Linked DNA regions of Mus musculus: all the other regions are linked to region 3. Evidence: chromatin loops called from intact Hi-C (ENCODE). Cell type or tissue: left cerebral cortex. All regions are shown on one strand. Links, peaks and the distances in the headings refer to the core of each region. The heading gives the core; the rest is flanking DNA. Region 1 overlaps Syt14 (synaptotagmin XIV). Region 2 overlaps Syt14 (synaptotagmin XIV). Region 3 holds the start of Utp25 (UTP25 small subunit processome component).

Region 1 (10,534 bases), core at 1,075-3,574, 220 kb before region 3:
AAATATCTGGAGTTTCCTCTCCATGAATAATGATTTAGATGGTATGAGAATGGAAGCTTCCAATCACCCTGTACCTCTGCAGAGCCTCTCCCTTCCCTGGAGCTGTTGAGAAGCCTGTGGGAGTATCTGCAGCTTCCTCATATATTCCCTGTGCTCAGTCAGTGCTACTTCCCTTCTGTCTTTGGAATTATATTCTTTGACTATGGTTTTCCTGGGTGTGTGACAATTTAGATATTTACTGGATACTAGTACAATTGTTATCAGAAAGGCTTCATCCAGCAATGGATGGGAGTGGCAGAGACCCACAGTCAAACAGTAGGCAAAGCTCAGGGGATCCTGCTGAAAAGTGAGAGGAAGGATTGTAGGAACAAGAAGGGTCAAGGACACTACAAGAAAATCCACAGAATCAACTAAGCAGGGCTCAAAGGACTGAACTGACAACCAGGAAGCCTACATGGGTCTGAATTCCCTCTTCTGCTTATGTTATGATTGTGTAGTTTGGTGTTCTTGTGGGACTCCTAACAGCTGGAGTGGGGGCTGTCTCGGACTCTTGGGCCTGCTATTGGGACCCTTGTCCTCCTATTTGCTTGATTCATTCAGTCTTAAGATGAGGGGATGTGTCTAGGTCTCATTGCAACTTGATATGCCATGTTTAGTTGATATCCCTGGGAGGACTGCCCTTTTCTGAAGGGAAGGAGTGGATCTAGGTAAGAGGAGAGATGGTAGGAAGGGACTAGGAGAATGGGAGGGAGGGGAAACTCTAGTTGAGATAATATATGAGAGAAAAGTAGATACAAAAGCAAAGAAGGCTGGGGGTGGCACACACCTTTAATCCCAGCACTTGGAAGGCAGAGGCAGGTGGATGTCTTGAGTTTGAGACAAGCCTGGTCTACAAAGAGTCCAGGACAGCCAGGGCTCTGTTACACAGAGAAATTCTGTCTTGAGAAACCAAAAGGAGAGGAAGGTAGGAGGAAGAGAAGGAGAAGGAACAGGAGGAGAAAGAAGAGGAGGAGGAGGAGGAGGAGGTCGTCTCTTGTTCACTGCTGTGTACACCAGGCTATCTCCTATCTCTACTTCCCATATCACTGGAGGAGTGTTGGGGATCTGAACTCAAGTTCACACGCTTGCAGAGCAGCACTTTATCCACTGAGCTGTCTGACTGGGGGTTCTACTTGGTCACTGGTTGAGTCTTCTGGGAAGCACTGAGTGACAAAACATGGTCTTATTATAAGGTTAGGGTCCTGGACTTGACTTCCTGGTCCACCATATTCCTGAAAAATGAAAAGCTTCCTTTCTTAGATTTGCAACACTGGCTGAGCTGCTAATTTGTACAGTTCTGTCCTCCAGAAGTGACCTCTGGACACAATGGAGGGTGAGCTTATTCAAACTGGCCACTGGACTTAAATAGCGGGATACAACTGATTATTTTTATACATATTGTTCTTTTCAAACTGATTTTAAAAAGTTTTATAATTGTCTGTCTGTCTGTCTGTCTATGTGAATGTAGGTACCTTAAGCTGAAACTATAGGTGGTTGTGAGCCACCTGACATGGTTGCTGGGAGCCAAACTTGGGTTCCCTGCACGAGCATTGTATGCTGTTAGCAGCTAAGTCATATCTCTGGCTTCCAGTTGGTGTATTTTAAATGCACAGAATGTTTCTATGAACGAATGTTTTAAATGCAACTATCTGAATCTGTGTTATAAGCATATTTTTATTATTAGAAACATTATTTATGTTTTAGATAATGCTATTACCCATAACTGTACTTTCTGGACTCTACTGGGTTTTATTTTTAAAATATGACTTTAGCTATTTAAAATAGAAGATATGCACAATATGGGACATGAGTGGATGAGAGGAGAAGGAGCAATGTGCCTGGTGAGTAAATGTGGGAGGCAGGTTTCTGAGCCTGCCTGCTGCACACTGGGATGCTAGTGAGCAGTTAGCATCCTCCTGCTTCAGTTTACCTGAGGGGTGTGGAACAGCTGCACCTACTGCTGTCTTTGCCCTTACACTACCTGCCCACATATCACAAAGCAGCAAAACATTTGTTTGTATCACAGATTCAATATGCTATCCTCGCCACCATGAAACAAACATTCTCCTGCCATTTACCTAAAGAAAGAATATTTGGAGACTGCAGAATAACGAGTTGAAGTTATCATTTGCAATCCACCCATGCAAATCAGGGTTTCCCCTAAGATGAACTGCGAAAACCAAAGCCGTGAACAGAACTGTCAGTGGTGCGGTGACACTAAGGTGTGTCACCCACAGGTGTGCAATGGCAGGCTCCCAGGCATGGGACCAGAGACTAAGGTTCAATGTCCTCATTGGAAATGGGAAGGCAGCCATCACACTTTCTGAAAGATTTCTTTAATTTTTTTTTAAGCAAGTCCGTTATTTTCAGTTTATTTCAGTGTTTAATGTAAGTACTATAAAGTAATATATTAATAAACATCACTTTATCTGCTTTTTGTGTTATAAATCATATTTCATTTTACACAAAGGGATTCTATGCTTCAAAATGCCCCTACCACAGGATCTATATCTTGTTTCTGAATGGTCAAATGACCAAAATTTAAATATCCTAAGATTGTGCTGCCCCCTGTTGACCCAGTCTCCTTAAAATTCTTGGGTCTTCTGTGAAGGAAAAAATTTTTGCTTCTTAGTATTATAGGTAAGTAATTTCATAGACGATCATAATAAAAAAATGTACACGGTAAAATATTGAATGCAACTCTAGATAGAATATAGCATATTCCAAGACAGTAAAAGCTAACCCCAGGATGTTGAGAACAAAGGAATAGTCTAACCATCCTCTTCCACAGAAGCCTAAAGCTGCTGCTTAAAGTAATGCTGACACCTGCTGGAAAGCTCAACCATCCTTAGGCCCAACTCTACAGTGATCAATTCTCAATTCTTCCACTGAATTGGCAGCACCTGGATCTTGAGCTCTCCACGTTAGAAGAATACTAGTACCTTGGGTGTTTCAAAATGTTGGAATAGCATTTTCCATGCATTAGCTCTCTATCTTGGGCATCCTCTTTCAGTCTCATATAATTGACCAAATAGAGGTGGGGAGATTTTCCTCTAGGAATCATGTTTGAAAAACAAACACACTGGGTGGTAGTGGCGCTCACCACTAATCCCAGCACTTGGGAGGCAGAAGCACTCTCTCTGTGAGTTAGAGGCCAGTCTGGTCTACAAAGCAAGTTCAAGGATAGCCAATGACTGCTACATTGAGAAACCTATCTCAAAAAGAAAAGAAAAGAAAAGAAAAGAAAAGAAAAGAAAAGAAAAGAAAAGAAGAGGGGAGGGGAGGGGAGGGAGGGGAGGGGAGAGGAGGGAGGGGAGAAAAGGAAAAAGTAAACCAAACACATTTAAATCTACTTTTCATTAGTTAATCCCACGAGGAGTACACATTCACTCAGACTCTGTGTCCAATGACCTGTATAGAAACATTGCTTCAGAACTGGGCATGAACTCTCACAAGGCCCAGATCATGTGGCTTTCCTGCTTTCCCCTAGTGGTCACCATGCTGCTGTTCTCTTTATCTACACCAGCACATCTCTTTCCCAGGTAGGACTGGGGTTCATCTCTAGCAGAAACTTTTAATTTTAAGAACAGCTGTGTGCTTTCTTTGGTTCCACTGCTGTGCACCACAGCCTTCCAGGCATGTACACCCTTTAGAATTCCTGTTCTCAGCAGGCCTACACATGCTTCAAGATGGTGTATAGTGTCTAGAAAATATCTTAAAGCAGGTGTGGTGACACATACCTGCAATCCTAGCATTTGGAAGGCAGAGGCAGGGGGAGTGTGTGTTTGAGGCCTCAGTGACAATATCCTAAAAAGCAAATGCATGCATCACAAAATCTTCAGCAGGTTTAAGCTGCTGGTGAGAGATGAGAAGAAGTTAGGAGCATCTCTATCTATTATGGAGTTCTTCCACTGAGAGCACTTGCCTTCTGAGATTCTAGCTGCTTGCTATCATGAAATAGAAATCCTTGTTACTATCTTGCCCAGTTATAAGACTATATGAGGCAACAGATGGTGTTATTTCCATAACATATTGGCATCATATCTATCTTTGCCCCATTCTATGCTCCTTGCTTGCCACTGTTATGTGTGGGGGAAGTGGGGGAAGGGAGGAGTTTAGGAAGCATCTGATCTCCTCAGATCTTCCCTAACTGGGTGACTACTACTGACCCCGCTTACCAATCCCCATGCCCAAGTGAGGACACCAGACTTCCACAACACTGGCCTTGATGGTGACACACACCTCTCTCTACTCAAACACTTCATGCAGAAACAGGTAAGCGCTTCTTGAAGTACTCTATTCCACACAAGCATCATGTGTCTCAGAAAAAAATAAAAGCTGTTAAAATAACCTTTACAGCACTCAGAGACAGCCAAAATCTAGCAGTCTGAGAAGTGTTTTCACAAGGACAATAACTAATTGCCATAAGAACAATGAGGTTCACAGAATTGAAATTTTAGCCAACCCCCCCCCCCCCCGTGTTCACCATCTTCAAACATGAAAGCCTCTCAAGCTGGGAAGACACTGGCAGGGAGGGACAGGCTGGAATGGCCAGCAGCACTCTTAAGAGAACTGTCCTGACCCAGCTTGTCTCCCAGCTCCCAGGAAGGTTCTACGCTCGAGGCTCAGACTCCAGGAAGGTTCTACGATCGAGGCTCAGACTCCATCTTAATTGGTTTGAGCCATGTGGTCACAACAGGAAAAAGGCTGGTTATAATTCCTGGAACTATTAAATGCTGTAGCTATGAGGCTAATAGAAGGCTCAAGAGAATGAGAAAGAAAATCTGTAAAATGAGATAATTTAACAAGCCCTAAAAGCTTCAAGGCTATGCACACACCCAGAAAGGACCTAGGATGTCCTAATCCTCAACTCCAGCTGACCCTGAGGCTCGGTACATACAGGAAGTGAAAGTCAAGGCAGTTATAAACTGGACATAGGAAGGTAGATCACAACACACGCAGCCCATCAAATACTGGGAGAATTAATGATTCAAGGACTTTAAGGGAATAGCAACTGACTGCCAATATAACCAGAGTGCAGCAACTGCACATGATAATACTTTACAGAATTAATATATCTTCAAGCATAAAGTGGCAATAATGAGGAAAAAAATCAACAATAAACTGGGAGATGGGGCTGATTTATAGATGTAGTCTTTTATAACACTCAAGTTTCCACTTTGTTTTTAAAAACAAGAAAAGGTTATAAAACATAAAAACAAAACAAAACAGCATAACTGCAGCAGAAACCATGGAAGGCCAGAAGTGGACTTAAGAAGAAGACTGCCATCAGACATTCTATTTTTCTTCTGTGAATATCTTTTTAAAAAACTATGTGCATGTATGTCGATTTGTATACACTGGTGCAGTAACCACAGAGGCTAAGAGGGTCCAGGATCCTCTGGAGCTTCAGTAGCAGGCGGTTGTTAGCAACCTAGACACTAGGAACTGGACTTGGATCCTTTACAAGCACACCACACACTTTTAGTCTTTGAACCATCTCTCCAAGACCTTTTTAATTATGCTCCAATTGCTAAAGGGAACTGTTGCTAAAGATGAGAGGTACACTTCAGCACATAGAGAACATTTATAAAGAGATGTAAATGACTGTAAAAAACAAAAAGCCAAATGAAAACTCTGGATTTGGAAAGTATAACTGAGATGAGAAATTCAATAGAGAGATGAACAGCATTGAATTTGATGATAAGGGAAATTGAGAATTTCTAGACTGAGGAAATTTCTAGAGTGAGGAAAATCAACCAGAAAGAAAAGAAAGCATCAGAGGCCTGTGAGAAACATCATCAAACACAACATATCAGAATTCTGGGAGGAAGGAACAGAAGGTACAGAAGACACTTCAAAAAATAATCACTGAAACATTCCAATTTGATGAATCGCATCTGTGATGGTCTGAATGATAATTGCCTCGTTGGCTTATCTACTTGAATACTTGGTCCCCAGTTAGTGGAGCTGTTTGGGAAGAATTAGGAGGTGTGGGAGAAGCTGTCACAGGGTTAGGCTTGGAGGCTTCAAAAGCCCTCCACCATTCTTAGTGTCTTTCTCTTTGCTTCATGCTTGTGGATCAAGGTGTAAGCTCTCAGTTTCAGCACCAGCCTTCCTGCCTGCTGCCATGCTCCCTGCCATGGTGGTTATGAACTCAAGCCCTCTGAAACTATAAACTTCTAGTAAACTCTTTCCCCTCTTTCTTTGGTCATGGTGACTTATCATAACAACAGGAAAATAAAATAAAATAAAAGACAGAAGTTGGTACCAGAAGTGGGGCATTGCTACTTAATGCCCAATTATGCTGTTTGCTTTGTTTTGCCTTTTTTTCTTTTCTTTTTTGACAAATATGAAAGACTTTGGGATTTTGGACTAGGAAAGTGATTGCTGTAAGCAGGGCTTAATGGGACATCCCAGCTGGAGCTTGGAGGAAAGTAGTGTTAAGTAAATGTGGCCTGTGGAGGCCCAACTCAAGAGGTTTTAGGGCAAACAATGTTAGCAACCATGTTAGAGACCATTATGATATTTTGGCAAAGAATATAGGCACCTTTTTGTCCTTATCATAAAAATATGTAGGGCTGAGGCTAAACTGAAGAGCTTTGGATTAATTTTGTTGGCAGAGGAGATTTCAAGACAGCCTAGTATTGACTTGGTTGCATGGTTATTAGAAATCACTCTTACACAGATTTACAAGGAAAAAGCGCACCAGGTAACTTAAAGTTGGAGTCAAGACTTGTGCTGAGACATGAGAAGAATAAAGAAAGGCCTGGTGTGAAACAGAATACAGGGAATGGTGTCCTCTGGGCAAGAGCCCACTTAGCTAAGCTTCCAACTTGTAAATAAGGAAAGCACTGAGGAATTTTCTGCATCTAACAAACACCATCAAATTAAAGCTTATACAATTGTGATTCAAGAAGGGGGCCAGCCTCTATTCTCAGCAGTAAGCCAAGATTAGTTTGCAATAGCCATTTGGTTCTGGCTTTAAAGTCAAGAAGAATACAGGAAAGGGGTTATGGAATCTTCTTCTGCAGTTAGGGAAAGCAGCTCAGGCTGGGCATGTGGCAGGAACATCCCTCTATGGCCTCTGCATCAGCTCCTGCTTCCTGTCCTGCTTGAGTTCCAGTCCTGACTTCCTTTAGTGATGAACAGCAATGTGGAAGTGTAAGCTGAATAAACCCTTTCCTTCCCAAGTTGCTTCTTGGTCATAATTTTTGTGCAGGAATAGAAATGCTGACTAAGACACCTCTCCTCAACTTAGACTCTTCATCCATTTCTTCTCTGCCAGAGGTCTCCTGATCTCCTACCATAGCTCAGCACTGCCTCCTTCTATGGAAAAAAAACAACTTTGTAGACCTGATGAGAGACCGTTCAAAGGGAGAGTGCTCTTGACCATTAGATGTCAGCTTAGTATCTTTATAAGAGGTACACCTCTTCTCCCTTCCCTTTGTAAGAAGAAGCCAGGATACAGAGTTAATCAGGGTGAGGTCAAAATCCCATTGCTGTTGGATTAGAAGATGGAGAAAGGGAGCATGAGTCAAGAAGAAGAGCAGAAAACAAAAAAGGAAAACACAAAGCAAGAGCCTTTCTTGCAATTCCCAGAAGAAATCTATTCCTGGGTGACAAGTTTGGACTAATGTCATTCAAGCTTACAAGGTAAATAATTTTATGTTTTACATAATTTGTTAAGGCAGGAATGCAAAACCAATATAACTCTTTACTATCCAATTTAAAAGACATTGAATAGAGCAATAAATCTAAATATTTGTTAATAAACTTCTAATATATACAGATGCAATTTGTATGATAATAACAGCAAAAATGGAGAAGGAAAATCGATGAGGCACACACTAAGCAAATTTTACATACTCCTGAAATTAGGTTGGTGCTCACTTGAATTAGATTATTTTAAATTAAGATGTTAATTATAATTCCCAGAAAACTCACTAAGAAAATAACTTGAAAAACAGAGTAGTAGAAAGGTAAATAAAGCAGCATATTAGAACATACCTCACACAAAATAAAACTGTAATGGAGAGGCAGAGAAACAAGGAGTAAGAAATAAACAAAATAAATAAGTAAATAAATAAATGGTAATATGGGACTTTGTTATCAGCAATCACATTAGCTGTAGATAGACTAAACTTCCCAACCAAAAGTTAAGGACTGGCAGAACATGTGTCAGACAACATGTCACAATAGTACTACAGCTACAGGAGTTCTCTGTTAGATTTAAATACACCAATGAGGTGACAGTAAAAACTGATTGTAAAAAAGATGTATCATGTAAGAATAAACAAAAAGAGAGCTAGAGTGGCTAAGTCAGTATCAGCCCAAATATATTCTAAGAAAATTTAATATGAGACAAAGATTAACAACTTATAATGATAAAAATGTCACCCAGTAATGTAGTCCAAAAACAAAAGCAACAACTGACAAAACTGAAAAACCACAGACACAATTCTTCAATAACAGTTGAAGTCAACAATGCTTCCTTCTTCCCATACAGGAAGAGCAAGAGGCACGAGAAGACTTGGGCACTGTGTGTCACCTGTGTAGACTTGGGCACTGTGTGCCACCTGTGTGTGTAGACTTGGGCACTGTGTGCCACCTGTGTAGACTTGGGCACTGTGTGCCACCTGTGTGTGTAGACTTGGGCACTGTGTGCCACCTGTGTAGACTTGGGCACTGTGTGTCACCTGTGTAGACTTGGGCACTGTGTGCCACCTGTGTAGACTTGGGCACTGTGTGTCACCTGTGTAGACTTGGGCACTGTGTGCCAACTGTGTGTGTAGACTTGGGCACTGTGTGCCACCTGTGTAGACTTGGGCACTGTGTGTCACCTGTGTAGACTTGGGCACTGTGTGCCACCTGTGTGTGTAGACTTGGGCACTGTGTGCCACCTGTGTAGACTTGGGCACTGTGTGCCACCTGTGTGTGTAGACTTGGGCACTGTGTGCCACCTGTGTAGACTTGGGCACTGTGTGTCACCTGTGTAGACTTGGGCACTGTGTGCCACCTGTGTGTGTAGACTTGGGCACTGTGTGCCACCTGTATGTGTACACTTGGGCACTGTGTGCCACCTGTGTGTGTAGACTTGGGCACGGTGTGCCACCTGTGTGTGTAGACTTGGGCACTGTGTGCCACCTGTGTAGACTTGGGCACTGTGTGTCACCTGTGTAGACTTGGGCACGGTGTGCCACCTGTGTATGTAGACTTGGGCACTGTGTGCCACCTGTGTGTGTAGACTTGGGCACTGTGTGCCACCTGTATGTGTACACTTGGGCACTGTGTGCCACCTGTGTGTGTAGACTTGGGCACTGTGTGCCACCTGTATGTGTACACTTGGGCACTGTGTGCCACCTGTGTGTGTAGACTTGGGCACGGTGTGCCACCTGTGTGTGTAGACTTGGGCACTGTGTGCCACCTGTATGTGTACACTTGGGCACTGTGTGGCACCTGTGTGTGTAGACTTGGTCACGGTGTGCCACCTGTGTGTGAAGACTTGGGCACGGTGTGCCACCTGTGTGTGTAGACTTGGGCACTGTGTGCCACCTGTGTAGACTTGGGCACTGTGTGTCACCTGTGTAGACTTGGGCACTATGTGCCACCTGTGTGTGTAGACTTGGGCACTGTGTGCTACCTGTGTGTGTAGACTTGGGCACGGTGTGCCACCTGTGTAGCATCTGTCTGCAGAGCACAGAAGCTTCTTTTCAGGGGCTTATGGGACACTTTCTGTGGGTAAATGAGAATAAACAACTGGTTAGGCCAAAAAACAGGTCTCACTTAAATTTTCTAAAACAGTTAAATTGAATTAGAAATCATTAACAGAAGGAAACTTGGGAAATTTAAAAGCATGTAAATTAAATAACGATTCAAAGGTAAAATTTAAAGTAAATTAGTATTTTGAGACAAATGAAACCAAAATACGCCGTACGAGATGCAGCAAAGACCAGTTCAGAGAAGTTTATAGCCATTTGTGACTTTATTAAGAAAAAGTCAGTTCTCAAATCATCAAAACTCTCTAGCAACACAAAACAAAACTAGAAAATTACTACACTAAGCCCAAAGCAATAAAACAGGAATTTAAACAAAGATGGGAGCGGAAAGACATTTTAAGAACAACAGAGAAAAATCCAACAAAATAAAACCTAATTCTTTGAGAGGACGAGGAAAACTGACAACCATCTAACTGGCGTGGCCCAGGAAGTAAGGGACAGCAGCACAACTACTACACTCTTTTCTTTCTACTTGAAAAGGGAGCATTATTATGACCTTGAGAAAAAAGCTAGTAAGGGCTATTACCTGAAATTAAATGAATCAGACAACTTCAAACAGATTGCAAAAATTCCTATAAATACATAAGCTTTGAAATGTCTTAAAAGGAAATAGGGAATCTGAATACATGAGTAAGAAACTGAATTACTATGCCACACCAGAGGCAATCAAACTTCCCAGTAAGTCAACCCTGTTTCAGATGGCTTCACCGGTAAGC
Region 2 (10,534 bases), core at 6,267-8,766, 220 kb before region 3:
ACACTTAGCAAGCTCAATTAGCCACAACACTACAGCATTCCACTGTGTTCTCAGAGAGTAGGAATAAACAAACAAACAGAAATGAAGGCAGATGGCGAGGAGGAAAGGAGGGAGACAAGAATGCAAAGGTGACATTGAAACAGCTTAAGATGAAATGTCAGAAGAATCTCTGCATGGATGTGGTTTTTAAATATATATCGAAACATTTAAGGGTCCCAATGAAGCTAAATGCCTTAAGGGGTCAACATTTAGCAAACCAAGTAAAACTTACTTCTGGTTTCATGCAAGAGTACATTTAATGTGCGTTTGAGGAGAGTAAGTTAAATACTATTGGGTTTCTTTCAGGCATAATTTAATGTAAAATTTTAAAAATTGTATTTTAATTATTTTCATCTATTACAAAAATACTGATATGATGTTAAGTGTACAAAGTGAAATGTAACACTTCAAGGCCTTTTGATATGGAACATATATCCTCACTTTAATAGACTTTTCAAGTCTGTTAGATTCATGCAAATGATCTCAGCATGTTGATCCATCATGTGTACTTCATATCAAAATTTCAAATAATTTCAAAGATAATTGCAAAGATCTTATGAAATACGTATTTCTATGATAAATCAAAATACAAAGAAATAAAAAAATTTATTTTAAAAAGTTTTGCTTATTTGTTGATATTCTGAATACCATCATCCATAATCAGAGATAAAGTCTAAGTTAGTTTTATTTAAAATACCACAGATAAAAATGTGCATTGTTTTGGAAACCAACATGGTGGACAGTCTCACTGCTGGCAAGTTTTAGGGCATTTTGTTTTTGCATGAAAAGACAACATCCAATTAGCCTCTACAGGAACTCACCTCGGATTATATAAACCTGTCCACCTATCAAGTGTTTTAGACAACAGAACAGTCCATCTGACAACAGGGGGTGGAAAGCAGTAAAAGAAATAATGACCAGATGTCAATCGTTGGGTGAAAGAGGGTCAAAGGTCAGAATTAAAGAGGAAACACTGTGCACTTGAGTGGAAAAACATAAAACTTTAGCATTTTAATCCAGGGAGAGGGTTGAACAAAGGGCTGTTTTGTAAATTTCATGGAATGAAAAAAAAATTACCATCATTGTGTAATCTTAAACAAAAATTACACCATTTTCAGAGGGGGATATATTTATAATGGTATCTTCTTCGCACATTGAACATATAGAATCATGCAAGCTACCAGGCTATAAAGGATCAAATACAATCATTACAGGGTCACTGTTAGTTATTGTGCTACATTTTAATGTTACCCATGCAATATTTAGGATTTGAAATATTCTGATTACTTCCAATAGAATCAAGAATTCAGTTATGTAAATCATAATACTTGCTTTTGAGTACTGCTCCTGTTTCTTGGGGGGAATTTGAGGTTATATGGCTTACAGCAGTTTACAGCTTAGACCCTACGTGTCAATGAAGGGCTACCATCTTCCATTTAGGACATGATGGTACAATTGTCTTAAATTCTGCAAATATCTTACATGTCATTTATAAACGCTTTACCTTCATATCATTATTTTAAAAGTTGGCTTTATTTACATACTAGTGACTTCCTAGCTAACACCACTAATCAAGCTGTGGTTGAAGGTCTAATTTTAAACTAATGGCAGCTGCTGCCGTTCTTTTCATGCTGTAGGTGCCCATCAGGCTTCACATGTTTACCACGTAACCTTGCCTCTTGCTCCGTTTTCATCCTGTCTCCTTGTTCTCTCTTGCATATCATCATATCACTTCACTCTGCTACTTTTTGATATGTGTCTAATCAAGTATTTGTCAAAAATTATTGAGCTGCCAGCTAAAGTCAGCCAGTACTCCCACTGTGACCCCAATCTCTGCCCTGTCTCCAGCTGGTGCTCAGTGTGATCCCAAGGTCTCTTCTGTCTCCAGCTGATGCCCCAAGGTGACCCCCAAGCTCTGTTCTCTCTTCTGCTGCAGTGTGACCCCAAGCATGGCTCTGCCTCCTGCTGCAGTGCGACACTGTCTTGGCATCTGTGACTTGTGGTCAGGTGTGCACACCTGTGGTTGTCATGACCTCATGAGCTCATCTGTCTTCACCTGCAAATCTTACTCAGGTTCTCTCCAGCCCTCCATGGAGAGATTCTCAGTGTGTTTGGATAAAGACAATCAAGCCAGACTCTCCAGCCTGTTTGTTCTCAGAACGCTCTTTCACACACTCAGTTTTTTTCTTTGAAACGAGAAACTGGATGGTACTAATTCTACTTTTATGTACCCTTTTCAGGTCTGATTCTCACAGTTACCCTGTAAGACCTTAACTCTACCTATTAAGAAACAGACTTGTGGGGTCAGACCATTTGTCTATAGGGATTTTTTTTTCTCTTTAGATTTTTCTTTTTAACAATCTCATTTTGTGTGTGTGTGTGTGTGTGTGTGTGTGTGTGTGTGTGTGTGTATTGGTGTTTTGCCTACATGTATCTGGTGTCTGTAGAGGACATAAAAAAGCATTGGATTCCCTGGAACTACAGTTCTAGATGGTTGTGAGCTATCATTGGGATTCTGGGAATTGAACCTGAGTTCTCTGGAAGAACAGCTAGGCTTCTTAACTGCTGAGCCATCTCTCCAGCCTTGCCTTTCAGAATTTTCGATTTAGGGACAGGCACATTCTACGATGTATAAAGTAAGCTTGCCAACATTTCTTGCTACAAATCAACTATCTTTTTATGATGTTTCATCTGCATTGATAATGAATTTTATGGCATTTAAAAGCAAAGTTAATATAAAGAATAGGAAAAGTTCCCCCTATGCTTAGCACTCTGAGTAAGCGTGTATTAAGAAAGTCTCTGGGAAATCTGTAAACAAATTTAAGCTATTAATTATTTACAATTTCCTTTCAAAGCTTTAGTCCAGGTCATGAACATGTTTAATTTACAGAAATACAGAGAAATTGTTCTGTTCCCCACTTAGGTCTGGCTCACAGCCATCAACAGTTCTGGAGTGGAGTAGGGACAACTTCTCTGCACTCCCCAAACTTACTCTCATCCTCACTACACAGAGATGGAAGAGGAGAAGAGAGAGACAAATGGGCTTCACTCCCACAGACCACCCCCAGTCACTTAGGCCAAACGCTGTCCTGATTTTGTTTGTACTGGAAAGGGAGGGAAAAGGCTTGCTAGCTTGTGGAGCGATGTTTTTCATTTGTTTGTTCTGTGTAGGATAATAAATTTTCCTTTTTTATGGTGCTGGTGATAAAACTCAGGGACTGTACATACTAAGCACATGCTGTACCACTCAATTACATCGGTAGCTCCTATAATTTCAAAGGAGAACAAACTGTGAGGAACTACTTTCTTCATGAGGTGTTAAGGATAAAAGAAATACAGAAGTAGTTACATTAGTTCAGAGTATTGCACGCAGACAGAAAACAAAACATTAATCTTTAGCTAACAAAAGCTATATACTTTTCTGTTAATATTGTGAATAGTAGTTACTTTTAAAAACCCTGTAACTTCTTCTGGCATTAAAAGATAATGGCTATGATAGGGATAATTTATTCTGCAGACACTATGAAAAATTAAAATTCCTGTCACCATACAATTAATATTTTGGGTTTCACATTTTCCTCTTCCCAAAATGACTGGAAATAGAAAACACGAAACAGATTGGCTGATGATTCAGTGTTTCATTGTGGTTGGTTAAGACTAAAATGATATGAGTCCCCTAAGTGCCGAAAACATTAAGATAAAAATAACTCTTTTTCACTCACTGGGTGGTCTGTTTGCTGCCAGGTTTTTGAAGTGGCTGCCTTTGATCACTTCTGCTGATAGTCTTCCAGTGGTGGCATTGTAAAGGAGCCCAATGAGGATTTCTGGAACAGAGCCATGTTGAAGAGACTGACAGGAGGATGTACTGTCACCACAGGATGCCTCAGACAAGCTCACCTGAGAGTCACAGCCCTGTAGAGCAAATATGAAATTGTTATAGTATTTTACAAAACACAGATTATAAAGTGTATTGTTGGCTGGGTGTGGTGGGCCACACCTTTATCACCAGCACTCAGGTGGCAGAGGCAGGTGGACCCTCTCTGGTCTACACAATAAGCTACAGGCCAGCCAGAGCTACAGAAGCTCTGTCTCAAACATCATGACCACCAAACTCTACAACAAACAAAAGCAGTAAAACGGCAATGCTGTGTGTATTGAAGTTATGTCACTAGAAAGACAAGGATGGAGGTGTACAACATGCTCTCACACACTCAATTACAAATAGTCTGTAGACATTTCAGTCAAGTAATGGAGAAATTTCTATATTCCTACATATTTGTAGACAAATCAAAGAAACTTCTTTTAAAACTCTCTTTATTCATATCTATCTACCTATCTGCCTATCTGCCTATCTATCTATCTATCTATCTATCTATCTATCTATCTATCTATCTATCTATCGCATGTGTGTATATATGCACACACAAATGCATGTGACCAGTGTGTATGTGAAAGTTAAGGGACAGCTAGCAGGGCTGGTTTCTCCCTTCAACATGTGGATCCGAGGGATTGAACTCAGATCATCAGTGTTGGCAGCAAGTATCTCTACCCACAGAACCATCCTAACAGCTCAAGCAATTTCTTCAGCTTACACATGGTAATGAGGTATTTTCTGAAGTTAAAAGACTGTTTTATAAGAACTATCAATCTCAAAACATGGATGTGAATTTATTTACATTAAACATCTCAACTATATTCTTAAAGACAAAGATTGGCACGTGTAGATAAATAAACAAAACTATCTGCCACTTTACGGCAATATCTAAAACAGAGAGGCAGAAAAGCAAACAAATTGTAGACTTTTCTAGGCATGCAATAACCAAAAAGAAAACTGTTGTAGCTGTGTGTCCGTTTCCTTGGAGACAAGACTATCACTGGAGGTAAAGAAGTACACTCAACAATGACGACACATTCAGTTTCTAGGAAACTGAAAAGTCCCAGATTCATGTGCACCTTATAATGTGGGCTAAAGACACAGAAAGCAAAGCAGACTCTCTCTGGAGGCACAGCAGCACATTTCCCTCAGGGACTGAGTGGATGAGCAGGAGAGGATGTGAGAGACTTACACATCATAGAGGTGAGCTCAAGCTGAGGACACCACACAGCCGCCCAGCAGTGCAGCAGTGCACAACACAGCCGCCCAGCAGTACAGCAGAAGCCTTCCTTACAGTAACAAGAAGTAACAGCAAAGCTCAGAGGAGGGAAATTCCATAATGTATTTTTTTGACCAAATAGAAATATAAGACCTATAATATATTTGAATATGTTCTAAGTGATTCTTGAGAAACTAAATAGTAATGAGAGTAAGATAATAAACTAAAATGGAAAAGACTAACAAAAATGGATAAATTTCTGGAAATGCCAATAAGAGAGCGAGCACATTGTGTATTCTACAGACCATGAGTTCATAAGAGAGCAGCACAAACAACTCCCAACAAATCTGAAATTTGGATGAAATGGACACACTCATAGAGAATGACAGCTAATGGAAGAGACACTAGAAGAAACAGAATATTGCAACCATCTTACTTAAGATTGAACTTGTAGTTAAAAAGATTTTTAAAAATAAAAACACAAAATAAGACATTTTAGCTGGGATAGCTTCCCTGGTGAACTTTAACTGGTGATAATCCTCTCCCCACACTTTCAGGCAGGAAAGAGGAAACAATCCTTAACTCCACTTGTGTCATGACTCTAACACACCCTTAGAGTTAAAGCTTAGGAAAGACATAAAAAGGGTACAACACAGGACTCACTCATTCATCAATCTAGATTTACAGTTCCTAAAGAAAGTGTTAACAAACCAAACCCACCAATGCACAACATACCACACTTTACAAATAGATCTGCACAGGGTGTGTGTGTGTGAGTGTATGTGGGGGTTGGGGGAGGAGGATGGAGCTAGAGCACACACAAGGCACTAGGTTCAGTCTCCAGCACCACATAAGCTAGATGTGGTGGCACATACCTGTAATCTCAGCCCTCAGGTGGTAGAGGCAGAAAGATGAGAAAAAGTCAAGGCCACTCTTGTTTACACAGTGAGCTCCAGGCCACCCTGGCATACATGAGACCCAGTCTCAAAAATTTTCATAACTTGTTTCCCCTTTGAAACTGTTAACCATTTCTAATTTCTGTCACCACTCAGTAGGTTAGAAATCACAGCCAGTGAAGGTCCTAGCCTTAATAAACACCAACAAAGTAAATTAAAGCCATCATAATGTTGAAGAGGTCAGCTAACTAAAGACTGTTGGAAAATTCCACCCGGCCCCAGAACATGAGATCCCTCCCCTTCCAGAAGGAAAAGGTTGGTGGAGCAAGTAGGCTGGAAGGGAGAGGCTGAAGCCTCTACTACCTCATTACCAATCAGTTTAAAGGGTGCACTGTTCTGTCAATAATATTGTGTCTAGTTACTGATGCTCTATTCCACTCCTGGAAACTATAAAGACTCTCCAAATGGGCTTCCCAGAATCACCACCTCTCCTTTGGATGCAGGATGACCCCAGAGCACTGGAACAATAAATTCCTCTTGCTTTTGCATCGATCCCCAGTTCAACATGGCTCACTCAGGGGGTCCCTGGTAGCTAAGGCTTGTCAGAGTCTTACATTGTAAGATGAATGGGTAAGCCTGTCTAATATACAAAAGTACAAAGGAAATTTGAACAAATCCACAGAAGAACTGCAGTTGCACAAAAGGTGAAATTTGAAAAACAAAATTGCAAACACATCAGCAACACACCTGAAAACAAAATTTGTAAAAAGGAGCATTTATAGACATGGGCATGGTGGCTCATGCTCGTATTCCAGTACTGCAGAGAAGGTTGAAGCAGGAGGACTTCAGGTTTCAGACTTGCTTGGTCTACACAGTGAGTTCTGCACTAGCCAAGGCTACATCGTAAGATCTTGTATCAAACGAAAGAAAACAAGCATAAGCATTAACTGCAGCTTAAAACATAAAATATCCAGAATGAACATAATGCGTGGAATGCTATCCTGAAAGGCATCTAAAGAAAGCATGAGCATTGCCAAGCAAATGAAAAGTGTTTACCAGAGAAGCTCACTGAACGTGTTAGAGAGCTGTTTGGCAATGTTCTCCTCCTGTCATCTAATAGATTAAATATAATTCTAATAAAAATCTCAAAAAGTTCTTTACAGTTTCCTAGTGTCAGTAGTTCAAACCTGGAGGGAACAATAAACACATGGGCTAAAAGAACATCTAGTATGGTGTGGACACAGAGAAGGGGAACCATCGTCTTCTTCTGGTGGGAGTGTAAGCAGATAGTATAAAAAATGTCAGAGATACCTGCCCCCACACTTTTGCAGTCCCACTCCTACATATATACTCACTGGAGATGTATGCAGTGCCACCAAGAGACAAGAAAGAGTAACGCTAGGGAGGCACTCCTCACCCCGACCAAAATGGAGGACAGACAATGGGGTTTTGGTAAGCTCATTTGATGGTGTACCTCACAGCAGTAAAATAGTTGTATGCACTAAAAACAAGCCCAAAGCAAACAACTCGGAGGACATCTAGCAAACTAACTCTAGTCCACTGGAAGTATGGTGGGTGGTAATTCAGTGAAGAAAGTGATTTATACACATGCAAAATATGGTTAACTCTAGAGGGGTGTGACGGGTGATCCAGGGCAATGGCTTTGTTTTTATTTTACCTGTATATATACATTTGTGACAAATGGGTGGTATCATTTCTGCTTTTTACCCTTTTCAAAGCGTACTGGGGTTTTCGTAAGAAAAAAGGCTTGATTGCTTGATATAAGGAAAAGACAAACATACATACACAATGGTAGAATAAACATTCAGAATGTTATCTGAAGATTCTCAAAGGGACCTCCTGGGTTAGAACAGGAATGGAAGAGGGGAAGAATGAATGGCATGATAAAAGAAGACAGGAAGGGGCTGGAGAGATGGCTCAGTGGTTAAGAGCACTGACTGCTTTTCCAGAGGTCCTGAGTTCAAATCCCAGCAAACACGTGGTGGCTCACAACCATCTGTAAAGAGATCTGATGCCCTCTTCTGATGTGTTTGACGACAGCTACAGTGTACTTACATATAATAAATAAATAAATCTTTAAAAAAAAGACAGGAAGGGAGAGAGTTGAAGAGAAAGGGGTGGAGGGAGGAGGAAAAGAGAAAGGCTACTTATTAAAACAACATAATTAAAGGATTTTTAGTGCCAGAGATGGCTCAGAAGGTAGTGGCTCCTGGGTGGGAACTTGGTGATCTGAGTTTAATTTATGGACCCTAAAAGGTGGCAGGAGAAAATGACTTATGACACACAGCTGTGTACATGCACACACAGACATGCACTATGGCATATTTACATACAGATGTGTGTGTGTGTGTGTATATATATATATATATATATATATATATATATATATATATACATTTACATTTTTTAACTTTAAAACTTTTTAATGTTTTTAGATAAATCTTCACATTTAAATCTACTCTTGGCTATGTAAGCAATAAAGAAGAATGAGCACACATTTCAACTAACTAATTGATCTAGCCTTCAGGAATATAAAATATTGTTTTACAAATATACCTCTAAATCAGAACAGGAGGCAAAAGAAATATATATTTTATATTCCTAAATCATGGGTAAAACTCCATATCATTTAGTATGTTTTCTTGACAGTTGGAAAAGAAAATACAATCTTAGTTTCAATCAGGCAATATCATCACTTCTGAAAATGGTGTCAAAAACATGCTTGAACACACTTGCTAAATTTGTTACACTAGGCTGTGGTACCAGTAGCATCTGTTAGAACAAAATGTGAACTTATGCCTGTCAGCCCAGCCACACTATCTCCAGGAATGCCTGAGGGGGGACAAACACCTCTCTGGCCATATTATCGCTGAGAGGATACCTATTGCTGTGTGTGTGTGGAGTGTGGAGATCCTCGATGATCACATTCTAGCCAAGTCAGCCTTAGTGTAACACAGATCACTTAGATCCTAGATCCTAGACAGGGCTGTCCCTCCAAGGGTTCACTCTGCATTCCACCTTTAAGAAGGTGGTGAACGCATGGCCTCCATGGAAGTGGAGAGCAGCACGGAGAGTGGAGGGGCAAGGGTAGACTGCATACTGACGCTCCTCCTTCACTCTACCTTTGGCAGTCTCTGCAGACCCTGTCAGGAATTTAGAACAGGGCTTGCCTAGGTGCCAGTAACTTCAAGTGATTAACCCAGAGCCAGGTAAATTTGAACCATAATTAAGATGGTGTAAATGAGTGGTCCCACAGGCTCCCAAATGTCACACAACCCCCATCTTGTATTAGACTTTCTTTTAATGTTTCCTTTCTTCATGGAGTGTTTTTGCCAGAGGGTGAGGATTATTATCAGTTCTGTGAGGAGAGATGAGTGGATTCTATATAGTATTAATCTTATCCAGAATAAATGCCCATTAACAGTGCCTATAGGCTTAACTAACCCCCCCAGAATTGCCATTTGATGAGTAAGTTCCTACAGAGTAAGCATACCAGGCTTCCCATTGTCTCTAAATAGATTTCAGCTTACTTGTAACTACATTCAAAAATTTAAAGTTGAAACTGAACTGTATAATAATTACTGTAAATTTGAATAATCTGTTGAATATATCCTCACTGTGGCTGGAAGACAGCATTCAGATTCTAATTTTATTTATACATGAAAAAAAAATTCATTACATAGAAAATGGGTGATGGGAGCACAGAGGGTACTGCCAAGTGAGACAAGGGTGTCGCCTGTGACAACCAGAGGTGGCTTCAGGAGAGAAAGTGAGCAGCCAGGCTGTATCTGCTAGGGACTCAGAAACACCCAAAGGAGCTAAAATGTAGCAAGAAGGAGAGCAGCTGCAGTTAGTCTAAGCCTGAGTAGGGCTGGAATGGCTTCCAGTGTACCTAAAACTGGGTGGTGGTGGTGGTGGTGGTGGTGGTGGTGGTGTAATTCAGGTTTTAAGTGACTGAATGCTTAGACTGAAGAAACTCAGCTGGGCAAGGTGAAGTACTGGATTGGGCAGAACAAGTGTGTACAGAGGAGCTTCAGGCAGTCACTGGTCCAGGCTTCAACCTCCATCACAGGGGGACCCTCACAGAGCCTGACCCATGCTGATGTTTTTTTTTTCAGACTCTAAAACTATGAGCTAAACACACCCTTTCTCTGTACTAATGTCTTGGGTGTTGTATTATAGTAACAAAGACTGGACCAATGCAGTTGTAGGTTGTTACCCCCCCCCCCCGCCCCAAAATCTGGGTACTATGGACATAAGAAAAAGATATGGATGCTTGACCACTAAAGCCTGTTCAACTGAGTCATGTGCCCCTGGTTCTCTCTTACTTGTTTTGTGGGGCCCATTACCCATGCTCTGAGGAGGAAGATGACTTCTGCCAGGCTCCTTGCTGGGCACAGCCTTACCAACAACCAAGCAAGAAGAAAAGATGGAACAGAGCCTGGTGACTCAGGACTGTCACCCCAACTTCTCAGGTGGCTAAAA
Region 3 (10,534 bases), core at 4,325-6,824:
GCCTTCCTCATGGGGTGGCTCCTCCCATTGTAGGAGGCTTGTTGTAAACACACAGGAGGCAGTTCTAGCCTAAGGGGAAGACTTCCAGCAACTACCTGTGAGCTCTAGCTATAATAGTGGCTCCTCTGGGGGCTCCTGCCTGATCACCTTTAGACTTGAAGACTGCAGCCCACTGGGTAATCACATGAGCCAATTCCTTAAAATAGATTTCTATCATAATTAGAAGTTACCGTGGAGAATTCTAAAATACCCAGTTCTAGAACTTACTCTAAAATACTACACCAAGATATAAATGAAAGATGTTGAGAGCAGCCTGAATTATGATAAGAAATAACATGGAACAACTGAAATGTCTGTCAAAGGATTATTCAATAGTGTGTGTTATACATCCAAGAAACTAATGTGAATCCAGAGTTACGTTACAGAGAAAAAGGTCCAGTCTAAGGACAGAACTCAGTAGCAAAGCATAGGTAGGAGGCACTAAGTCCAATGTCCAGTACTGCAAGACTAGGTCCTCCTGCTTCTACCTTCACCAAGTGATAGAATTAGAGGCACATACCACCACAGCTGGTTTTATGTAGCGCTGGGGATAAACTCGGGGCTGTGTTTATCCTAGGCACACATTTCAACCACTGTGCTATATCCTAATGACCCTTCTCACATTTCTGAGGTAAATAAGACAAATGTTTATAATTAAAACATGCAATAAACAAAACCATTTTCCTCTAAAAATTTAAATGCAAAGAAAACCAGCACTAAGAACCTCCAAACATTTAAAAATTATAGCAACGTAAGTTTTTGCTTATTTGTTTTTGTTTTTCAAGACAGAGTCTTACTATGTAACTCTGAATGTTCTAAAACTTACTATGGAGACCAGGCTGGCCTTGAATTCACAGACATCCTTCTGCCTCTGCCTTCCATGTGCTGAAATTAAAAGTGTGCCACTGTGCCCAGCAAGGCAAAGGATTTTTAGCCCAGTAAAGCTAACTAGGAAAACCACTACATGGCTGGTCTAAGATTTTTTTTGTTTTGTTTTATTTTGGTTTGGTTTGGTTTTTCAAGACAGGGTTTCTCTGTATAGCCCTGGCTGACCTGGAACTCACTTTGTAGACCAGGCTGGCCTCTAACTCAGAAATCCACCTGCCTCTGACTCCTGAGTGCTGGGATTAAAGGCATGCGCCACCATGCCCCGCTCTTTTTTTGGGGGGGTGGGGGGTGGGGGTGAGGTGGGGAGTGGGGGGGTGGTGGGCAGGTTAAGATTTAAAACAGCAAACAACAAAAAAAAGTATTTGCTGGGCTGAAGAGATGACTCAGCGGTTGTGACTGCTCTTCCAGAGGCCGAGTTCAATTCCCAGCATGGTGGTTCATAACCAACTGATGCCCTCTTCTGGTATAATTGAAGACAGCTACAGTGTACTCATATATATAAAATAAATCTTTAAAAAAAATTTATTTGCCTATCATGCTCAAGGCCCTAGCTAGAATCAAAAAAGGGAGAAAGAGAGAAAAGAGAGAAAAGAGAGAAAAGAGAGAAAGAGAGAAAGAGAAAGAAAGAAAGAAAGAAAGAAAGAAAGAAAGGAAGGAAGAAAGGAAGAAAGGAAGAAAGGAAGAAAGGAAGAAAGGAAAGAAAGGAAAGAAAAGAAAGCCTGGCAGTGGTGGCACATGCCTTTAATCCCAACACTTGGGAGGCAGAGGCAGGCGGATTTCTGAGTTTGGGGGCAGCCTGGTCTACAGAGTGAGTTTCAGGACAGCTAAGGGTATACAGAGAAACCCTGTCCAAAAAAAAAGAAAAGAAAAAGAAAGAAAAGAAAGAATGACTAAATGAATAAAGGCCTGGGATGTAACTTAGTGGGAAAGTGTGTAGCTGGCATGTATGAGGCCCAGCATCACAGAGGAATGGAGGGAATATGGAGACCATGTTAGGAGGAATGAGGAATGGTAGTGCACACCTTAAATCCCAGTACTCGGGAAGTGAGTTTGAGGCCAGCCTGGCCTATACAGCAAATGCCAGGCCACCAGTTAGGGATAGTGATACTCTCTCAAAAAAGGAAGTGACTGTAAGAATAACAGGACTGAGATAGTGAGATATAGAAGTCACCCACATATATCCAGCAATTAAAAGCAAACTATTAAGAACAATAGCACAAAGGTAAAATAGACACAAGCCAGACATTGCACTACACACCTGCAATCCCAGCACTGAGAGGTGGGAGGTAGAAGGCGGATGGAGCAGGAGGATGGTCATGACTGTGGGCCACACAGTGAACTCAAGGCTGGGTTTACAGAGTAAGAGCCTGTCTCAAAAAGGCTGTGTGTTTAACCATGTTTCCAGATTTCTATAATGGGCACAGCCAGTCTACAGCGACCAGAGTCAGTTCAGTGCCAGCAAAAGGATAGGCATCTCTGTAGGTCATGGAAGGTACATGTTTGTCAAAGCTCAAACTGCATATAGAAATTAGGTACACTTCGTTATTAGTTAGTTTTTCCTACCCGGATCTGGTTCTTGCCTTCCACCTTTACGTGGGTTCCGGAACTCTAACTCAAGCTGTCACCTTTTACAGCAGGAGGTTTTACCCAGTGAACCACCTGGTCAGCCCAGGCTGCCTTCTGTTTGCATATAAACATATTCTAATGAGGCTGATTTAAAAAAAAAAAAAAAAAAGCCAGGCATGGGGGTGTGTAGAAAGATTCTCTTATGTACAGTATGGAAGCATCACTTGTCAGTAAAAAAATGATGGCCTAGTAAAAAAGGCGGGAAGTAAGAGTTCTGTAGAGAGAGAAGAACTCTGGGAGCTACTCAGGTGAGGGTGATTCCACCAGCGGACTCTGAGGAGTAACTAACCAGCCACGTGGCTCGCATGTTATAGACTAGAGGGGCATATAGTTATGAGCTTGTCGGAGAACAAGCCCAAGCTTATGGTCTAGGCACTTGTTCATAACTAAGTCTCAGAGTCGTCATTTGAGATCTGGGGACAGGCGGAAAGCCTTCCTTCACAGGTATACACCTGTATTCCAGGGCAGAAGTCGGATCGTAAGCGGAAGGCCAGCCTGGTCTACACAGTAAGACCGTAACTCAAAAGACGAGCTCAGTCTGACATACACAAGACCCTGGATGTGATTCCCAGGCACAGAAGATCACTTAGCGGTGCATCTGAGCCCTAAGACAGAGTCTCTCTGGGCTCTCAGTCCCAGTACCTCTCAGAGTCACCTTAAGGACCCAGTGAGAGCAGCCTCATCTCCTCTCCAGCTGCTTCATATAAACAAATCTACAACATGAAAGTTTGTATTTTTATGTCTACCTCCCATCAAACCTGGTCTCTTACTGAAGCGGAACAACCTCTTCAGTGAACTGAGCTGTCACAGTGACCACATAATGTCCCCCTGATACGCCAAGCGGTCTTACGGGAGGTTACAAGTCCCCCAAAGAGTAAGCCAACAGCATTTTCCTGATGAGAGGGTCCTGTGTTCCCATCAGAGTCTCAAAAGCTAACCCAACCCAACAAGGCTGAATCTCTGCCTTGGAACCACATGCTCTCACTCAGCCCACACAACACAGAATGAAGAGGACAGGCCGGCCCCAGGCACTTACGTTCCTGTGTCTCAGCAGCCTCCTCAGCAGCCTCCGAGACAGCAGCTTCTCCCACACTGCCATCCTCACTGCCAGCTTCCTCATTCATTTCTGCATCACCTACAGCACTGTCATCTTCCTCTTCCTCTTCCTCCTCCTCCTCCTCCTCCTCCTCCTCCTCCTCCTCTTCCTCTTCCTCAGAAACATTCTTTAATGTAGCAAGCAGTCTGTGGTACCCTGAAACGTGCTCTTGTTCACTCTCTGATTCACTTTCAGAATGTGAAGAATCTGAACTCTCTGGCTAAAGAAAAATGAGAAATTAATATATATATATATTGTTGTCAAAATAAAAATAAGAAAGAAAATGTGAGAAATACATATTAGTGGAATTTCCTCAACCACAAAGAAGGAAATTATATCACATGCAAGGGGATGGATAGAATGGGTGATAAGGAAGTAAAAATAAGTCAGACTAAAGACAAGTAATATTTTCTCTTGCACAAGGAAACTAGATTTAAAAGAAATTAGAAGTCATGAAATCAAAAGGACAAGAATTTGGGAAGAGGAAAGGGATGAGCAGAGATGGAAGACAAACAGTCAAAGGAAGGAAATGAATACGATCAGATAATTTTGACTGGAAAAGTCCTTAGGAAACCCGCTACTTTGTATAATGAATATACATTAACTCACAGACAAAACAAAAATCCCTATGAGCTTTTCAGCAAATATTACAGTCTCATCTCTTGAACCAAGCCGGGCATGAAACTTAAATAAAACAGTTAACCAAGCTATGGTTCTAATTGACATCAGCTGCACGTGGAAAGAAAACTGACTTTTCAAACAAAATTTCAGGTTATGAGTTTTAACTTACATCTCAGACATCAGGTTTCATGTTGCATGATGTAAGAGGAGAATTACAAGCAAGTGTCACTGTCTGAGTCTCCGGGCCCCTTGTCCATTTTATACTGTGTGAAGCCTTTCATGCACAAGGAGCCAGCACTCTGATGAACCCCTTCCACAGAACTTAAGACAGTGTCATGGGGTAGTTTCCAACCATAGCCTCTCTCATCACATGGTAATTTCTACAGCTGTCTCCATCACTTACAACCAATTGGGTAGCATTACTAAAATCACAGCTCACACCCAAAACAGAGAAACACGGGGATGCAAACCAAACTTTACGTTTACACCCAATCTTAAAGGTAACAACCCAATTCCAACTACTATAAAGAAAAAAAGCATTACCAGCTGACAAATCTGCGGCTTGGCTTCCTTCTTGGAAACCCTAAAATAGAAATAGATAACATTAAACTTTAGCTGCTAGTTCGTAACAATCACGAAAAGGCATAATGATTCTGCTTTAAATGAATACCAAAAAAAAAAAAAATGTCCAATACAGGATAATATCCAGTCAGTGTAAAAAATGAAATTCTGCATGCACAAGGGCAGAGATGATCAGCAGACAAAAGGGTAACAGACAAGAGAGCTCAATGACATCTCTTAAGAAAGGATAAGTCAGAAACTGGCTTTTAACGGCACACCGGGGTTCACCTCTCAGGGCCAACTTTATCTCCCGACCTCCCGTCCTGTTTTTGGAGACCCTTACGCGGCCCTGGCTGGGCTAAGCTGCGATTTCGCGCCTGAGCCCGCGCGTGCTCGGATGACAGGCAGCACGGCCCGCGGTCTCAGCAGGTCCCGGTGCAGAGCGCACCTCCGCAGCGGGGTTCCCGTCCTGCACCGACCGGACCCGGCTCAACTCGGCCGGAACCAGCCCTCCCGGCGGCCCGCGCACCCCGACCTGTCGTAGAAGGGGTGCTCCTCGCCGAAGTCGCGGAGGTGCTTCTTCTGCTTCTTGGTCATGGTGCTGAGCATCTGGCTGCGGCCCCGGTTCCGGCGTTTGCCCATAGCGGAAACGTCAAGCTCGCCACAAACAAACAAACAAAACACAAGGTTCCCAGTGGCAAGTTGTCGCTGTCGCACGTGGGCACGCTGGCTTTACGGCGGAGGCGGGAGCCGTAAAGCAAAGCTGCTTTACGCCCAGAGAGTACGACAGGCGTTACACCCTCTGGTCGCTATACTGCCCCCTGCCGGAGCGCCTCTAGCACATAGGCGTGTCTACGCATGCGTGATCGGAACACCAGCTCCTAGGGCTGCAGGGACTGGCTGTCTTTCCGGGATGGAGTGGCTTGCTTTGTGCTTATCTTTTACCTTTTTTTTTTTTTTTTTTTTCTCCAAAATTGAGGAGGACGAGGTTGGTGGTCCTTTGTCCCTCTCCCAGGAGCTAAGAACTGAACCCAGGACCTTGCACTGGTTTTCAAGCACTAAGCGAAATCCACAACCGCGTGGTTCGCTTTGATATGTCAATGTATGCTAGCAGAAATGGTTGAATGCTACTCAGAAGAATAAGGACCATCGCTTAAGGGTGCCCGCACACCCCACTTAACGGCACACTGTCCAGACGGATCTAGCGAGTCAGTCTGTTGAGAAAGATGCAGACACCGATGCTTAGCAAGAAAGATCATTCATTAGTCTCTGGGAGTATGTGAGGTGATCCTCTCCTGACATTGCTTCTTTAACAAAAGCAGAAACACACAAGATAAAGTAGGATCTTGTATGTGTTATCACCCAAACGAGTGAAACTGTACATTTAAAGTTGATGTGTATTAGCCTGAGTGTGAGTAATAGCCTAAACGGGCCAGGGGCGTTGCTCGCTCATATGTAGGGTGCTTAGCCAAGGTACTTTTCAAATCCTGGGGTTTGATCTTTAACACTGAGCAAAACAAACCCACACAGCAAATAAACTAGTGGTGACTCACACCTGTGATCTCAGTCCCCGGGAGGCCGAGGCAAGAGAATGAAGTGTTAGAGACCTTTACTTAAAAAATAAAATTGAGCCGGGCATGGTGGCACACGCCTTAAATCCCAGCTCTTGGGAAGCAGAGGCTGGCAGATCTCTGTGAATTTGATGTTACCCAGGGAAAATAAAACAAGACCCAACTTCTCTAAATAAACAAAGGAACGAACAAAAATAGCTGAGGCCTGTATTTCAAGGACACACAGCAATAGGTGAGGCTGTTTGACACCACACAAAGACATACTTCCCTTCAAAACTAACCGAGGTTCAATGTAAACAAAGTACTAGCTCCAGCTTAGACTCAAAGCACAACTGGAGACATCGAAACATCTTTCTGTGGAAGAGTAGGGGTTTACTCAGGTCCACCTGTCCGCCCTCTGTTCCAGGGTCATCTACTACTAATAATTAGGGTGGGAGTGGGAAAGCCAGTGGTGGTGGGGGACAACCCCCCCCCCCCAGCAAAAAAGTATCAAAAGCCATGCAAACAGAAAGGGTGGTAGCCAGCACCTGGCCTGGCCTAGGAACTCATTAATAGACATCTGTCTTCTGTCTAGTTGAAAGGTATAGTCACTTAGATAAACAAAAGGCTGTTTGCAAAGTGTCCTCACAGGTTTTATGGCTCTGGTGACCGTGTAACCTGGCTCTAACCAATAAAAGCCATACTTTTTTCTCCTTTTACTGCACCCCAAGGGCCCTACCCCACACCCCCAGACATGCAGTTTCGTGTTCTTCCAGAGATCTCATCAGAAGCTGAAGGTTCCAGCACTTGAGGTGACTCTTGCTCTCACGTGGTTTCCAGCATGCAAATCTAGACTATTCCCAGTTTTAGGCAAAAATTCACCCTATCTCCATCCAAGTAGTCTCAGCATTGGCTTGCTGACTATTGGAAAAGAAGTCCCTTTCTTTCAAAGTATTGATAGTCACCTTCAATAAGGTTGACGGAGGGCCTATGTGACTATAACCTGACGGTTAAGAATTTAGCCATTGTCTCTATACCTCTGTGGAAGCTCTCTATGAGCACACATGTGCACATACATGTATACACATGACCTCCCCCCCCCACACACATACCTGGGAAGTTTTAATAAAGACAGGTTTTTCCCCTCCTTTTTTCTCTCTTTCTACTCTTAGAACTCATTTCTCTCCCCTAGGATATCCTTTTATGTATTCAAACTCAAAGTCTTTTCAGAGTTAACAGTAGTTCAGGAAGTGAGTTCTATGTTACTGTACAAAGAAATGCTAGTGGGTTTTAAGTTACTGTTCCTGGGCTGTTTGAAGTGAGGTGGGTAAAGGGCAAGAATATTCTTTAAGAAAAGAGCATTCAGAATACTCAGGAAGGCTTAATAATTTAAAAGAAAAAAGTTCCACAGAAATTTTCAAATACAATAAATAAAAAACTTGACAAAAAGATATGATAGACTTCACAGGCCTGCTACTCAGCCTCAGGGATTACCCATGAGCCTCAGGGATTACCCATGAGCCTCAGGGAACACCCATGAGCTTCACACAATTACCCATCAGCCTTGATATTACCCATCAGCCCCAGCAATTACTCCCTGAAGGCTACCCATTTTACATTTATTGCTCTACACCCTACAAATTTTGAAGCAAATTGTAATAATTATTTAATCTGTAAATATTTTAGTATACTTTTGTAAAAGACTGTATGATCTACAGAGGGAGTTCTGGACAGTCAAGGCTACACAGAGAAACCCTGTCTTGAAAAACCAAACCAAACCAAACCAAACTCACAAAGTAAGATGAAAATGATTGAGAAAGACACCCAATGTTGACCTGGGACTTCCACTTGTACACACACATACACACACACACACAGCACTACACAATAAATAAAATGTTAACACAAGAGCACATCAGAGAGCGAGCCATCAAAGATCAAAGGAACAATTTAGATGTCTGAGTTCCTAGTTTGTTAAGACTATGGGGAAAGTGTGTGTGTGTGTGTGTGTGTGTGTGTGTGTGTGTGTGTGAATATATATGCATTTATGGGCCCTCCTGGTCCTTTAAGACTCATTTTCCTACATACAAAATCACTATACAAATGTCCTTCAAACACAGACCCATCTTACCTTTCCAGAGTCCTGACAGAAATTATTGGCATCAACTCACAAAATTATGAAATAACCTCAGTTACTCACTCAGAAACATTTGCTGATCACCTGTTTCCTGCCAACTGCATTGCGTACAGCTAAAGCGAGGATAAGATCCACACCAGCCTCCTCAGGGGACACTCTGTGTTGGAAAATGAGCATACTTGGAGCCCTGGCTAGAAGTCTCGGCTCTCTACTCTTAGGATGAGCATCTATCAATCATGCCATTCACCAAACATCCACCGACTACATGAGCAAGGACGTGTGGGTTATAAATAGGGTCTTAAGGTTATATGTCTCAGTCTGTGCTGCCATTGGGTTTCACAGTACTCACTGCGCAGAGTTTCTTCCCAGGAGAGTTAGCTCAAGAAAACAAGATTGTGTTTCCTCCTTTTCTATTCCTAACAGGTACCCAGAGCCTGCAATATAAGGACTTTTTACTTTCATCTCTTGAGACAGAATCCTAGGTAGCTCACATTGTCCTTGAACTCAAAATCCTCCAGTTTCAGTTGGTTGAGTTCTGGGATTACAGGCACATAGAGCCCTTCCCAACAAGCTATAGGTGGTCTGTCTTTTTAAAAGTCAGTGACCTTAAATAAATATACTTTCTGGACATTAACCTACCAGTAGATATAGACTACAAAGGAAAATATTTTGTCTATCTGATGTTAAGGACAGGCTTCAAGTTTGCATAGCCCCCTCTGCTGTAGGACTGTGTAACTGCACTCTGCTGTCCATGTTTTCTGGTGAGGACTCCCAAGTACACATAGCACAAGATACTCATTTGATTATCTAACAGGAGGGAGTTACGATGTTGCCACCACAATACTTCCTATCCAGGGCTTGATAGGCTCAAATCTCAGGCTTTCCTTTGGAAGATCTCAAGCCCAAATTGAGAGATAAAACCATTTGTAAATCATTACATTGTTGTAGGCTGAAAGATGCATAAAAGGTCAAAGGAACTCACAGGATAAAGTCACTCAGGCCTGAAGGAGAGAACAGAGAAGTTCTTAAGTAAGGAGGAGACTGGACAGAAGATGCATGGAGTGAGGTTTTTATAGGTAACTGTAAGAAAGAATGTTACTGTTAGTTGGTAAACTGTGAACAACCATGTTCACACTAATGGTGTTGATCACTGTGTGGATGTGGTTACAAATGATGGGGTGCATGAATACCTGAGGGCAGAGCTCTCCACAGCTACGAAAGCAAGTGTGTTCCCTTTATCCCCATGGGCTCAGAGATCTTGCATGCAGGATGCCCATGCTAGCCTAGAGTCTCCAAATAGCATTGCAGGTATAAAAGTCCTGGAAGAGGCCAGATACCTGGGAGCCTAAGGAGAGATTCAGGAAGCTAGGAAGCCACACATATCTGGAAGTGGCTGCCAAACAAGGGTGGCTGCTGTGGCTTCACTATGCCTTGTGTTCCTCAAAACCCATGTTAAATTTGATTTCTAGTGTAAAGGTATTGCGAGGCCCTTTCAATGTGTTGGGCTCATGAGCACTCTGCCCTCTATGGTGGGATTCACCCTGCTCTCAGGAAACTGGGCTCATTCTCCATGGAGTGAATGAGTTCTTGGTCTTGAAGGACTGGATCAGTTACCGTGAAAGCACAGTTACTGCAGAGCGCAGCTGCCTCTTGAGCCGTATCCTGCTCTTGCCTGATGTCAGACTCACGCTCCCAGTCTCCAGCCTCTCCAGCAGTGTGTCAAACGAACTCCTTCCGCTACAGATTGCCCACTCTCAGGTAGTCTGTCTTTTTCAGCAACAAAAAATGAAATGAGCAAGAGAGCAAACGAAATCACTTACTGCAACACAGAAAACAGAGGCTCAGGGCCCTGTATACAGAGACCCCTGAAAACAGAGACTCGGGGCCCTGCTGGTTCAAGAGGCTTCGCAGAAGAGGAAGAGCTAAGGTGATGATCAAGCTGGAACACTCAGAAGAGAAGGAAAGGTGACGCTGGTCCACATTTGTTAACTGATTCCTCTTAAAAAAAAAAAAAAA

The links. Peaks named below come from ENCODE experiments on the same cell type or tissue, not always from the same donor. Only the 100,000 strongest peaks of a DNase experiment are listed, where the experiment ranks them.
Region 1: it touches region 3 in a loop (2.5-fold over the local background); 4 of 42 quality-filtered maps call a loop at or near these places.
Region 2: a loop joins it to region 3, with 2.2 times the contacts of the local background. A loop is called at or near these places in 4 of 42 quality-filtered maps.

Annotation. Positions count from the first base shown.
Region 1 is chr1:192,909,682-192,920,215 of GRCm38, forward strand. The region is part of intron 6 of Syt14 (synaptotagmin XIV); the gene reads right to left. It overlaps Gm39746 (a long non-coding RNA gene), which reads right to left. Exons shown (of 2, transcript XR_865900.2): 2 at 5,360-10,534. Among named protein-coding and RNA genes, the nearest start is that of Gm39746, 15 kb to the right of the region's middle. In left cerebral cortex, for the core only: CTCF peaks have their summits at 2,628 (motif pointing left) and 3,544 (motif pointing left); a DNase peak (open chromatin) is centred at 2,032.
Region 2 is chr1:192,897,991-192,908,524 of GRCm38, forward strand. Syt14 (synaptotagmin XIV) reads right to left here. Exons shown (of 8, transcript NM_181546.3): 7 at 3,762-3,951. Among named protein-coding and RNA genes, the nearest start is that of Gm39746, 27 kb to the right of the region's middle. In left cerebral cortex, for the core only: a CTCF peak has its summit at 7,378; no DNase peak of the experiment used is centred there.
Region 3 is chr1:193,124,678-193,135,211 of GRCm38, forward strand. It overlaps Utp25 (UTP25 small subunit processome component), which reads right to left and starts at 5,574. Exons shown (of 12, transcript NM_145415.2): 1 at 5,367-5,574; 2 at 4,814-4,853; 3 at 3,590-3,869. The coding sequence starts at 5,473. In left cerebral cortex, for the core only: a CTCF peak has its summit at 5,648 (motif pointing left); DNase peaks (open chromatin) are centred at 5,626 and 5,938; H3K4me3 peaks cover 1,851 bases; H3K27ac peaks cover 1,280 bases.